Linked DNA regions of Mus musculus: regions 1 and 3 are each linked to region 2. Evidence: chromatin loops called from intact Hi-C (ENCODE). Cell type or tissue: heart. All regions are shown on one strand. Links, peaks and the distances in the headings refer to the core of each region. The heading gives the core; the rest is flanking DNA.

Region 1 (4,437 bases), core at 638-3,137, 470 kb after region 2:
CACTAGGGATGCAGTCACTCTGGTGCCTACCAGGCTCTTGCAGGGTTTCCTTAGCAACAGCTTCATTAAGGAAACCCATCAAAAAAGAAATCCGAGGAGGAGGAGGCTGTTCTTGCATCTGAACAGAGTAGCCTGCATAAAATCTGAATGGCTTTGCAAAGAAAATTAACCAAAGACAAAGAGGTTGAAAGTCCCCTCTAAAGTCTCATAAAGGAGAATGTTTTAAAGGGCACCAATTGTTCTGGAACTTAGAGATGTGAGGAGGCGGAGGACGGGGCCACGCTGCGACCCTCAGAAGCTGGTCTAGTTTTCCAGACACTTCCTCAGTAGCACTTTCTCGTAAGGTCACCTGCCATTTTCTGTTGAAAACAAAAATGTATTCAGTCCCTCAGGCAGCCTAGGGTGGGGGAGGGGAGCTGCCACCGGGTTGGGCTTTTGGAATCACACAAGCGAGGGAGCGAGGGGGACTGAAAGAACAATGGGAGACTTTGTGAGCTGAGCTGGGTCTCACCCCTCAGTTTCCCTGTCTTTAAAACTGGCTGCAAGTGGTGAGGAAAGGAACTGACGAGACCTTTCTCAGGGTCTGCTCAGCACCAGATGGAGCCGCCACAAGCCCCACCAGCCAGCTACAGGGGAGACAGTCATCGCAGCCTGTGCATCTTTCTTTGTTGCACCTTGCTCTACATTGCAACAGTGCTTATGCTCCTGGGATGAAGGCCTCCCGAGCTGCTCCTCCGCAGAAGGTATCCAATGGGAGCGTGGTCTTTGTTTCTGTAGATCTGACTCACTTGGGAATTGTTTGCCTCCATGTCTTTTGTTTATCAGCCGGTTTCCCCTCCTCAGCGCCGGCCAGTGTGGACCATGACTGTCTGCAGCTCACTGGACTTCAGGAGCAGGCTAGCAGGCAGGCAGACAGAAACACTTTGCCTAGAGTCACTCCTGCCCATCCCAGAGGCAAGGGAAGGGAAGGGAAGGAACACAAAGGGTGCATGAACACGTGTCCCAGGGACCCCTCACCTCTAAGCCACCATCTTCTTTGGTGCCTGAATCATTGTTCCTTTTCCTAACCTCCCTCTGCAGATAGGGGTGGCTACATTTAGACCACAGAATCTCAAGGAACAGATTCCTACTTCAAGAAGTCTGTGAATGGATGCCAGTGAGGTTTGCAGCCTCCTTGCCACCCTGCTGTTCCCAGACGGTGTGCAGCGGCACTAAGTAAAGGAGAGAGGTGGCTGCTTGCTCTCCACAGAAGACAAGCTGAGAGGGTGCTGCATGGCTCCTCTATTCACAAACAGGGGAAAATGATGACTCAAGTCCCAGCCCCTCTGTTCTCATATGAACCTTGTCATTTGCCTGTGAAACCCTCATGACCATTGCACAGATCTGTACACAGCCAGCTATTTGTTGCCATTTGGGAGTGCCAGATAATTACCAGAAATCACTCGCCTAAACCAGCCAACACACGCAGGTCACCCTGTGCCTGCACAGGGAAGAGGGACTCTGCATCTATTTTGCAGAGCACCGATAAAGACAGTTTTATCCTCCAGTTCTGAGGTTTTGGATTTTTGAGACAGAGTTTCTCTGTGTAATATCCCTGACTGTCCTGGACTCCCTTTGTAGACCAGGCTGGCCTGAAACTCAAGAAATCTGCCTGCCTCTGCCTCCTGAGTGCTGGGATTCAAAGTGTGTGGCACCACCAGCTCATGCAGGGATTCTGAAAGACAGATGGAACTTGCACTAGTCACATCTCCATTCCTTCCCAAATGTCCGCCATTTGCCGCCGAAGTCCTTCGTTACCATCAGCTCCACAATGGATCACACTTGATTAAGAACCAAAAGCTTGTTCTATTTCAGAAAAACTCCAGGCCCTTCTCTTTACTGTGATTATAAAATCCCACCAGAACTCATTATTTTGCTGCCTTGTCAACTAGCAGACAAACATCAGGATGAGACAAGGACCGCAAAGTGCCTTCCTCCTCCGGCAGAATTCAAAGGCTGGTAACCGCCCTGTGCCGCAGGCAGGGCCACAATTGCCACAGAGCATTGCTGCCCTCTAGTGTTTGCCTGACGCCGAGCAAGATGATAGCAGAGCTGATCCAAACTACAGGGCCCCACTGTGAATAGATAGCAGGTTGCAGTAAGTCCAGATCTCCTCCCTTTAATCTGCAAAGCGGACTTCAGTAACTGCAGAGAGTGAGGGCCCACAGGTCTGTAGAAGAGGAGCAGGGCTGGGAAGCCTGGCAGCCACCCACTACTCTAGCACCAGCTAAGCCCAACAGACTCCACTCCCCAGACCTTTCCGGTCTGCTTGGAGCCTCTTCTGTGTTCAAAGCTGTCTCCTGAACCGCCTGGGCCTGATAACAGCAGTAGCCCACTGCAGAGCTGTGGAAGGACACAGGACCATCTAACCTAAATCCAGCCTCCCAGCTACAAATAATTCAAGGCTTCCCTGGACCTTTCCAGTCTACCTGAGAGGCCTAGCACTCTTCACTCAGAAGCATGGATTACAATTAAGGTGCCACCCTCTTGCCCTTGAAGTACCCTTGCCCTGTGTATTGCCCTCACTGACCTTTGGCAAACCTACACCAGCATGACCCCTGCTGTCTCTCCATGCTCCAGGCCAGTGAGGCCCTAGCAGCCCACCTCAGACACTCAGGTGGTCTTTTTCCCTCATCATGGGTCCTTGCCCTGTGAAGCAAGCCCTTCGATGCCCAGGGTCTCAGTCAGTGCACATTTCACTAAGTTTGTGTATGCCTGGCATGGGGCATCCCTCCCTCCAGTCCTCTACAAGGACTATAGCCTTAGCATCCCTAAAAAACACAGCTTCAGGGCAGGCGAGATGGCTCAACAGCTAAAGGTGCTTGTCACTAGCCTAACTAAGCTCAATTCTTGGGACCCATAACGGGGAGGAGAGAACAGACTATCCAAGACACACACACACACACACACACACACACACACGGCTTGGCCCATTGTTGAACCCTGGATAGAACCAAGTCAAACAGTTAACTTCAGCATGACTAGAGACAGACATCTATCTCCTCTTGTGCCATTTCCCAGGTAACTGAAGTTTCCATATCAAAGGACCCGGTTTTTGCCTCTCCTGGAAACCAACAGAGAGCAGAACTTGGGGGCCTCCCCTCAGGACACAGGGTGCAGCTGGCTCCCAGTGCTCCCCCACTTTGAAGGCATAGGTGCACTTCCCCACATGAAATGGCCAGCAATACTGGTGGAGTCTTTCTTTAGGGGCGTAATTCTGTGTTTGTCTCTTCCTCTGTGGTTGAGCTGACGACTGACAGTTCAGGTACTCTGAGGCAGCCTCACTCTGGTGACTGACTTGGGGAGCCAGGCCCACAGACCAGCCTGAGGGCAGCACGGGGCTCTACAGCAAGCAAGACTCAGAGAGGTCAAGGAGCTCGAGCTCCAGGCACTTGTAAGCCGTCTGATGGGTGCTGGGGGTGGAACTCTGGTCCTCGGCAAGAGCAGGCAATATGTGCTCATAGCCAGAGCCATCATGCCAGCCTCTGGTTAACTATTAAGTTATCGTCCTCCAAAAAAAAAAAAACCTCTAAGGTGAGCATGGCAACTATTGGAGGTGGGGATGGGTGTCTGGCTATGAGCACGCTTCCTGCGTGTTCTGGTGGGATTATCTCAAGTCCCTGCTGCCCTCTACCCTCCCCACATGGCGGCCTACCCGCTACTGCATCTCACCCTTATCCAGCCCAACAGAGGTCTCACCCGCCCACAGGACGTTTGTTGTCCGCCTTTTGCCTCTCAGAGCCCAGCTGACTGAGGTTTAGTGGCTGTCTGCAATTACTCTGCCTCATTCTCCTCAGATACCAGTCTTTCTGTTTCAGCCTATCTGCTTTCCCCAAACAGTTCAGACTCAAGATACCTCATGCTTTCCTAGAGGTCGGCCGGCAAGCCAGTCCACCTGCACCGCACCCTCCTCTACCCAGGTCTTGCCTTATTCTGCTCTTCAAGCAGACTCCAGCATTTGTACCTTTCTGCTGAGACAGCCCTCTCTGGCACCCTCCCCCTCCCCATCCTAGTGGCTGCTCCCTCTGCTGCCATCATGGCTTCTGTGATGTGTGTCACTCATACACCAATCAACACCTGCCTTCCCTATGAAGCTGCCACCCAGTGATGGCAGAGTGGTCGCTTCTCTCCATGTCTGCTTTAACAGGGTGTCCACGGGCCAGCTGCTGCTTGCTGGAGCCCTGTCTCCCGTGGCTTGCTGATGGATCAGTTCCACCTGGCTGAACACAGCTAACAGCCTCCAGGTTGGGGAGTGACATTGTGAGTCTGCCACTAAATGTTTTCATGACTGTCTTATTAAATACCTTTTCAGGGGGCTGGAGCTGCTGCTGGTCTTACAAGAGAGCTAGCCTAGCACAGAGGAGGCTCTGGGTCCCATCTTTAGCGGCTCTTCGGGCT
Region 2 (4,437 bases), core at 1,121-3,620:
GGGTTCCCCATCCCTGATGCGTTCCCCGGCTAGCGGGGCCCAGCTAATCGCCTCCAGTGTGGCGGTTGCCCCGCGGGGACCTGCTTCTCCCTCTAGCTTTCTTCACCCCCTTTGGGTTGGGGGAAATAGAAAGTTTGCTAAGTGAAGGAGTCTCTAGAATCCCTGCAAGCAGGGATAAAGTCTATCTAGCAGGGGCAACGGGCGAGGAAACCCGATGCCCCAAGATCCGAAAGCCCCGTGCCCACCTGGGCGCGCGGGGCACGCGGGGTGCCCGCCGCGCGACAGCCGATCTGCGAAGTTTGTTCTGCTCAGCCTCTGAAGCTCAGGAACACGACGAAGCCCAAGACAGGAGCCGCGACGGAGCTACCTCGGGGACGAAGAGGGAACTGCGCGGCAGCGGCCGGCCAGCCAGCTCCTCGCCGGGTGGCGGGCGAGGTGGCGGCGGCGGCGGGAGGGGTCCCGCAGCCCTGGAGGAACTGAAGGGTAGGGATGGGGACAGGCAAAGGCGCATCAGCTGCCCGAGGATCCTAAGACTCTGGCGTCCAGGAGTCCAGAGAGGCAGCCGCCGCTCTGGTCTGCCTGAGGCGCTGTGCGTGCGCGCCGGAGGGAGCCCGAGTGTATGTATTCGCGGGTGTGCGTGCGCGCGTGTTTGCGTTTGACGGCCCCGCTCCGGCGGGAGGGAGGGGGGCAGGCTACTCCGAGGACCGGCTTCCCTCCCTCCTCTCTTTTCTCCCTCCCTCCCTCCCTCCTGCAGCCTCTGGGTCGCGCCACCTCCCGCCTGGTCCCCAGCCAGCTGGTGAGGCGGCAGTGGCAGCTCCTGCAGCAGACCTGGTACTGCGCAGGGTGCACATGAAGGAGCCCAGGAGTGATGGCCAGAGAGAGAGAAAAGGAAAGGGGTTGAACTAGGTGCTGCTAGGGTTCGGGGATGGGAGGCCAGCTGCTAGAGGGTTTGAGATGGGGATGAAGTGGCTTCCTTCTGAAAAAGTACTGCTCCCCTAAGAGCGCACCCAACCTTGGCAAAGTGAAGAGAGAGTTTGAGGGCCCTGCAGCTGGGGATGAAAAACGAATTTGACCAGTGGAGACAGATTAACCTTTTATGGGGGAAAACAACAACAACAACAAAAACCGGGAGAGTTGGAAATAGAAAAGGAAGGGGCTATGAGCCCTGGAGAGTGCAACAGCAGTGGCCACACGCTCCCCCTTGTAACACACACACACACACACACACACACACACACACACACACGTCCAGCTGCAGCAGCCACCTGGCTCAGCAGCGCCCTACTGGATACTGCCTTCTAGATTGTTGGGGTTTTGACAGCCACCTTAGTTCGGATAGTGGCTGTGTCCCGGGTGGTCTTGCACCTGCTACCCCCCTTCCCCGCTACTTTTCCCTAGAGATCTCGCAGACCACCACTTTTAAGAGTTACACCTCAAGAAAGGATGGACAGGAATTCTCATTTCCCCTCTCCAGCAGTAGCCTCCCCGCCCCCACCCCCCATCCCCACTTCCCCCAGTGCGCGCGCTTCTTCACTGTTCATTTCTTGATTCCTCTGCTGAGGAGCAGAGTGCAGGAACTTCCCCCCCCCCCGCGCGCGCTCCCCCGGCGAGGCACCCTCCAGGTTAAGGCTTGGAAATAGAACAGGAGGATCTGGCCAGGGAGCTACTAGCCTTTGAGTTTAAGGAAGAAGCCAGGATTCCTGTTTAGGTCTTCTGGGTTCCCCACCCACCCATCCTCTTTAGGTTGCCCAGAGGTTTTCTTGCTCACAAAGCTCCCCTAGAGCAGTGCTGCTGCGGACTGGGACAGACAGAATCACGCTTTTGAGACCCCGGGCTTTGGTTTCCTCGACCAGGCTATCTTCTCTGTCCCTAGCCATGGACGCTGATGAAGAGATCTGGTGACCACCAAGCAACAGCTAAAAGGCGGGAGCTAGAAGCTGTCCATGGAGATAGGAGCAGCCTGTGAATCGTCCCCAGCTGTTGAAAGAGTTCGGAGACTTAGAAACCCTGTGTTCTTCAGCTTCCTAGACCATGCCCCAGCCTCTGTCTACCCAGACGCATAGCCCGATGGACTAGGGGCTTCATGTATGCTCCCAGGTAAAATTTAAAGGATCATGAGTGCACCACAGGGCAGGGGCATCGGGCGCTGTGAGCTATTCCTGAACAGTCAAGTCTCCGTGTGGTCTTCCTGGTACCCGGATGGGGAGCTCCACCTGATCAGGTGCGCTCCCCAAAATTCATTTTGGAAGCCAAGGCCCCCGTGCTTTGCAAGGGAGCCTGGCTGCGGAGTGAGTCACCACAAGCGAGCAACAAAGATTCCCAGCAGCTGGTAATTAATTGAGTCGTGGCTCAGCCTACGACGGAACCCCAGTCAGGCCTCCCGCTGCTCTGGCAGCGGTGGCACCCTGAGTCATGGCCTGACCGTCGGGCCAGCAAGAGGTCCGATAGGGCTTGTGCGTCTCGGCGCCACCAGGGGGCGCTAGACTCCGACCCACAGATCTGCCCACGTTTGAGCCAACCAGACTGCAGCGAGGTCCAAGCTGTCCCCAAAGACAAGTGCAGGAGCTGTGGGGGATGGGCTGAGCTCTGATGACTGGAGTCCAGGCTTTGCTCAGAGAAGCTCCAGTTCCACACAGCGTTTTGGAAAGACGGAAAGGCACTTCAGTTTGTTTTATAGGTGAAGGAAAGGCCTCCTGTCCAAGACCACAGAATTACTCCCATCTAGAACCCATTGTCCCCGGGCTTCTTTCCAGAGTTTCCTCCAGGATTCCAGTTTCTTGTCCACATCGCACAACCCAGTTTTTGAATGTCTTTTGACTCCTTGGAGAGGAGCCTGGGTCCTGACTATTCGGCCTGCATCCCTAGTCCCCATTCTCTTGGGAAAGATGCTCAGTTCCCACTCCAGGATGATGCTCAGTGAGTGCTTGCTAGGATGGTGGCAACAAACACACACACACACACACACACACACACACACACACACACACACCAGGGGTAGTTCTGGGAGTTTCACCTCCGAGGGTTACGTGCTGAACCCACGGATTTTTTTTTAATGCTCAAAAAAAACCCCAAAAAACAGTACAGTGTTTTTGTCTGTTGGATAATTGCCAATTAAGCTCAGAAATTCTTCCTGTCTTTGTCTTTTGTCTGGCATGGGCTCCCCTGTCCACCTTTGAGTCAATGACAGCTCTCCCCCCCCCCCCCCGTAGTGCTGCAGGTTCGTAGGTGTAACCCTGGGGCATCTTGACTAGACTTGGGCATGAGTAAGAGGTTTAAGGAGGAGCAGAGACAAGAAGAGAAAGGCTTTGAGGGCATCAATACAGGGCACAGCTGTGGCCAGTGAGTGGGCTCACAGCCTCTCTGTGCCCCTTTGGGAGTCAGTCCCTAGACCTCCCTTCCACTTTGGCTCTCTCTTTAATAAAAGCAGATGCATCTTATTAGCTAATAAAACACATCCTGGTTTTATAACTCTGCCGCCTACTTGTTTGTTCTGTTCTGTACACACATGTCTGCAACCCTTCCTCCAGCCCTTTCACCAGAGAGGGCATATCCTAGCCCCACAATGCATGAGGACAGAACTCCCAAGCCAGTACTTCTTCATACACACACACCCCACTGTGTGTCTAACCACAGGGGTTGCTGCTGAAGGGACTGAAGGAGGAAGGGAGAGAGAGAGAGGAAGGGAGGAAGGAGGGAGGGAGGGAGGGAGGGAGGGAGGGAGGGAGGGAGGGAACCAAGAGAGGGAAGTACAGCACTCTGTGCCAATTATCCCAGGCTGGTGCCACTGCTAGCCCAGGGCAATTTCTTTTGGCTGAGAAGAAGCCAGCACTGTCAGAGGCTCCCTGGACATCATGAATCGTTGGGAGTGCCAAATGCATTGTCGCATTCATATCTCCCTCTCTGAATGCAGGCAGAGGGCACAGAACTATCCCCACGTTCTGCAGGTGAAGCTGAGTTCTCTCATAGCCCCAGCTGGAAGTGGAAGCTTCCTACCAGGGAGCCCTGGATGGTTAATACTGATTGTCAACTTGATAGAATCTAGAATGGGCTAGCCTTTGGGCACAGCTCGGAGGGATCAGCTACAGTAGGTTGATTGATGTAGGAAGACCCACCTTAACTGTGAACAGCAGCTTTCTTTGGGCTGGAGTCCTGGACTGACTAAAAGGGAGAAAATGAGCTGGGCACTAGTGCTTACTCTCTGCTTCCTGCCTGTGGATGTAATATGACCAGCTACCTCTAGCTCCTGCCATTATGCTGTCCTTGTAATGATGAGCTATCTACCCTGAAAGGGGGGGTCAAAAGAAGCCTTTCCTTTCTCAAGTTGCTTTGTCTCCGAGTATTTTAGAATGACAACAGGAAAAGTGGCCAATAGAAGCCCCCTAAACAGGAGCTCCCTCCAGCCTTAGACATGCTCCAAAGCCATGCAATCGGCGCAGT
Region 3 (4,437 bases), core at 638-3,137, 500 kb after region 2:
TATGTGTGTGTGAGAGAGAGAGAGACAGAGGCAGAAAGAGACACAGAGAGAGAGACTGACTTATGAATTACAGGGCACTTATCAAAGCTAAGGAAGTGATGTTTAGAGGTGGTTTATACTGAAGCTGTAGCACAGTTGGTAGAGTATTTCCCTAGTATGCATAAGGCCCTGGGGTCAATTCCTAGCACTACATAAACTGGGCATGGTGACGTATGTCAGAAATTCCAGCACTCAGAAGAGACGATCAGGAGATCAAGGACATCCTTGGCTACATAGTAAGTTTGAGACCAAAATGGATAAGCCGTGACCCTGTCTCAAAGTGGACAGTGGAAGCTAGAAAAACGGCTCAGCAGTTAGGAGTATTGCTCTTGCAGAAGACCAAGATTCAGGTCCTGGCACCCACTCTATGCAGCTTACACCTGCCTGTAACTCCAGCTCTAGGGGATCTTCTGGCCTCTGAGAGCACTTGCATGCACACAGTATACACACATACATACATACACACACACACACACACACACACACACACACACACACACAGAAAGAGAGATCAGAGGTCACAGAAATCCCCCTACTGCTGCCTTTCAGGTGCTGGGATTAAAAGCATACGCCATCATATCAAGCTAGAAGACATTTTAAGTACAAGGGTAAAGAAAAAGACACCCAGAAAGTGCCAGGCAGTGGTGGCGCACTCCTGTAATCCCAGCACTTGGGAGGCAGAAGCAGGTGGATTTCTGAGTTCAAGACCAGCCTGGTCTACAGAGTGAGTTCCAGGACAGCCAGGACTGCACGGAGAAACCCTGTCTAAAAACCAAAAAGAAAAAAGAAAAAAAAAAAGACACCCAGAAGAAAGTAAGACGGACCTGAGAGAGCAAGTGAAGGTCTCCATCCTTTAATTTTATTTTTAAGACCAAGTTTTGTCTTGCTCAGTTACCAGGCAGCCCTTGAAGTTTGAACTTGCCAGCCTCCTACCTTAGCCTCCTCCATAACTAAGATTATAAACCCCAAGATTACAAATCTGCACACCAGGCCTCACTCATCTCTTACTTCTTTTTTTTTAAACATTTTTAAATACTTATTTATGTATATGAGTATACTATAGCTGTCTTCAGATACACCAGAAGAGGGTATCAGATCCCATTACAGATGGTCGTGAGCCACCATGTGGTTGCTGGGAATTGAACTCAGAACCTCTGGAAGAGCAGTCAGTGCTCTTAACCACTGAGCCATTTTTCCAGCCCCTTCTCTTACTTCTTAAGTGGATCTTTCTTCACAAAGCTATTTCTCCCTATTCTGACTCCTTAGAAATCAAACATAGAATGATGGATCCAACACCCAGCGTGAGGTGCATGCCTGCAATCTCAGTAATAGGGGTGGAAGAGAAGACAGGACCAAGTTCGAGGCCAGCCTGGGCTACACAACAAGACTCTCATCCCTCTTCCCAATGTGGTCACGTGGAATAAATCTTCTTTTTCCTGCTTCCCACCTTTAATTTGGTTCGACTGCCTTATTGAGGATGGGTGGCCAGAGCTGACTTGAAACACACAGTATCACGTAAAGGTCAGTAACACACCAAATGCATATAGATGAATCTTCACACCTTCACGCAACCACCTCAGCTGATCCGGAAGCCAGGATCTCCTCCAGACCCTAGATGGTGCTTGCTAATAAGCACAGGAGTGGAGATTTAAGACCTGGCAGGCAGCCTTCTTCTCATCTGCAAGGCGCTGCAGAGCTGTGACATCATGGCTAACCATTACCTAATACTCAAGAGAAAGTCCAGTTTCACTGCTGCTCTGATAGCAAATCTGCAACCCTCGCTCTGAGCTGACCAGAGAAAAACACATATATCCAGAAGGCTTTTTCCGGGTATGTACTGGGGATCAAATGAAGAAATCGTATTCAAGGAGCCTGGTTTTGGGTCCTCTTGTAGAAGCCGGAAAAAAAAAAAAAAAAAAAAAAAAAGCTTTAAAAATAATAAGTAAGTGCAACAGCGCCACCTATGGAACGTCCTGCAAGGATCCAGAATCTGCAGACCACAGGCAAAGTTCAGCTAGCACAGGCACTGGGCAGCTTCATAGAAAGATGGCACTGTTCAACAGCTAAAGTCTGACACCCGGATGTCAACCAAAGAGACAGGCTCCCGGAGGACAATCTACGAACAGGAAGGGGTCTCAGAACTGGTTCTTCTTACAGTCAGCTGCCAAACTTTCTCCCAGTCTCTGTATTTTTCCCTAAAGGCAACTGAGGGGGCAGGAAAGATGGCTGAGCGGTTAAAAGTGGTTACTGCTCTCACAGAGGATTAGAGTTTAATTCCACCGCCTTACAACTACCCTAATGCTCTCTTCTAACCTCCAAAGATACCCTCAAACATGTGAGTGGATACATACATACTCACAAATAAAAATTTAGGGGCTAAAGAGATGGTTCAGCAATTAGGAACACTGGCTGTTCTTCCAGAGGTCCTGAACTCAATTCCCAGTAGCCACACGGAGGTTCACGACATAAATAAATAAACCTTTTTTTTTTAAAAAAATAGCCGGGCACGGTGGTACACACCCATACATAAACCCAGCACTTAGAGACAAAGGCAGGAAGATGGGATTGTTAAAAATTCAAGGCCAGCCTAGTCTCTATCTCAAGCTCCAGGTCAGCCAGGACTACACAGTAGCACCCTGTCACATAAACAAACAGATCTGTAAAATAACCATGACTTCAGTCTGTCCTGTTTTCCCAGACACTCCTTAAACTCAGGCCGCTGAAAAAAGAGTTCACGGTGACAGGCAGGGGCTCTGTAAGAGGCCAACTCAGTTGCCACCTTAACTCAGCAGGGATTCAATCGCTGGGTGACAAGTCTCTGTCCCTTTAAAAAAAAAAAAAAAGAGTACTCGCTCCAACCCTCAAATGTTCCCACTGGGGAGTTGTAAAGCCCTGCCTGAGGCTGAGGAGCGCTGGTAGATATTTGGACTTTTTCTTTTCTTTCCTTTTTCTTTCCTTTTTTTTTTAAGGTTTATTTATTTATTATATGTAAGTACACTGTAGTTGTCTTCAGACACACCAGAAGAGGGTGTCAGATCTCGTTATGAATGGTTGTGAGCCACCATGTGGTTGCTGGGATTTGAACTAGGGACCTTTGGAAGAGCAGTCAGTGCTCTTAACTGCTGAGCCATCTTACCAGCCCCTCTTTCCTTTTCCTTTTTCTCTTTTTCCAGACAAGGTTTCTCAGTTTATCTCTGGCTGACCTGGAACTCCCTCTGTAGACCAGGCTGGCCTCAAATTCAGAGACCCACCTGCCTCTGCCTCCCAAGTGCTGGGATTGCAGGCGTGCACCACCACAGCCTGGCTCTGGACCATGCGTCATGTCAGTCCCCACCATCGAATGCCAGTGACAGAGATGAGAACCAGGTGTTCTACCAGCAAGCCACACCTCAGGCCTGTTTTGATCAATTTAATGGTAAGTAATATTACCAAGTTCAGAGAGAAGAAAAAGTAGAGGCCACCACTACTAAGAAACCTTTACAAGTCAATGGTAAGCACTTTCTTCCAGTTGACTATAGAATATTCTATACATTTTGGGGTGGGGGTCCTATATAAGGGACCCAGGTCCTCCCACGGTGCTAGGCAGGAACTCTACAAGTGGGCTACCTTCTCCATCTTGGTTGTTTTGTTTTGTTTTGTTTTGTTTTTTCAAGACAGGATCTCATGTAGTCCAGGCTAGCCTCAAATATACTATGTAGCTAAGCCTGGCCTTCCATTCCTAAGCCTCGCTCTGAGTATGGGAGCCCAGCATCATATCTGGCTTTCCAGCCCTAATTTTTTAAAGAAACTATATTTTGTCCTTTAGTTATAGACCTACAGGTCCACATCCAAATCTTCAGAATAAAGATCAGTGCCCCAACTTGTGAGCAGCATGAAGCTAGGATTGAAAGACTAAAAGAAAGAATGAAGGGGAAAAAAAAAAACTACAAAAATTTTTTAATCTTTAAAAATTTTTTTTCTTAAGATTTTATTTTTATTTATTTATTATATGTAAGTACACTGTCGCTGTCTTCAGACACTCCAGAAGAGGGAGTCAGATTTCATTATGGATGGTTGTGAGCCACCATGTGGTTGCTGGGATTTGAACTCCAGACCTTCGGAAGAGCTATTGGGTGCTCTTACCCACTGAGCCATCTCACCAGCCCTTAAATTTTTTTAAAAGGGAAAGAAATGCCCCCTTTTCCGAGGAAATGCACTTGAAACTATTCAGCCAGGGTCTGTGAGGTCTGAAAGTGTTCAGCTGAATTCCTGGGGCCTGGAGAAGCAGCTTGTGGTGAGAAACTCCTACACGCTTACGGAGAGCACAATTCAGTTCCCAGCCACCACGTGATACAGCTCACAACTGCCTGCAACTCTAGCTCCCAGTGATGCAAGATTGTCTTCTGACCCCTGCAGGCA

The links. Peaks named below come from ENCODE experiments on the same cell type or tissue, not always from the same donor. Only the 100,000 strongest peaks of a DNase experiment are listed, where the experiment ranks them.
Region 1: a loop joins it to region 2, with 6 times the contacts of the local background. A loop is called at or near these places in 37 of 42 quality-filtered maps.
Region 3: a loop joins it to region 2, with 10 times the contacts of the local background. A loop is called at or near these places in 11 of 42 quality-filtered maps.

Annotation. Positions count from the first base shown.
Region 1 is chr15:73,021,040-73,025,476 of GRCm38, forward strand. The region is part of intron 6 of Trappc9 (trafficking protein particle complex 9); the gene reads right to left. Among named protein-coding and RNA genes, the nearest start is that of Trappc9, 38 kb to the right of the region's middle. RefSeq lists an enhancer at 1-2,280. In heart, for the core only: a CTCF peak has its summit at 2,053 (motif pointing left); a DNase peak (open chromatin) is centred at 2,052; H3K27ac peaks cover 269 bases; H3K27me3 peaks cover 782 bases.
Region 2 is chr15:72,547,105-72,551,541 of GRCm38, forward strand. It overlaps Kcnk9 (potassium channel, subfamily K, member 9), which reads right to left and starts at 595. Exons shown (of 2, transcript NM_001033876.2): 1 at 1-595. In heart, for the core only: a CTCF peak has its summit at 2,470 (motif pointing right); a DNase peak (open chromatin) is centred at 2,477; H3K27me3 peaks cover 2,421 bases.
Region 3 is chr15:73,042,698-73,047,134 of GRCm38, forward strand. All of the region lies in intron 4 of Trappc9 (trafficking protein particle complex 9), which reads right to left. Among named protein-coding and RNA genes, the nearest start is that of Trappc9, 16 kb to the right of the region's middle. In heart, for the core only: a CTCF peak has its summit at 2,010; a DNase peak (open chromatin) is centred at 2,014.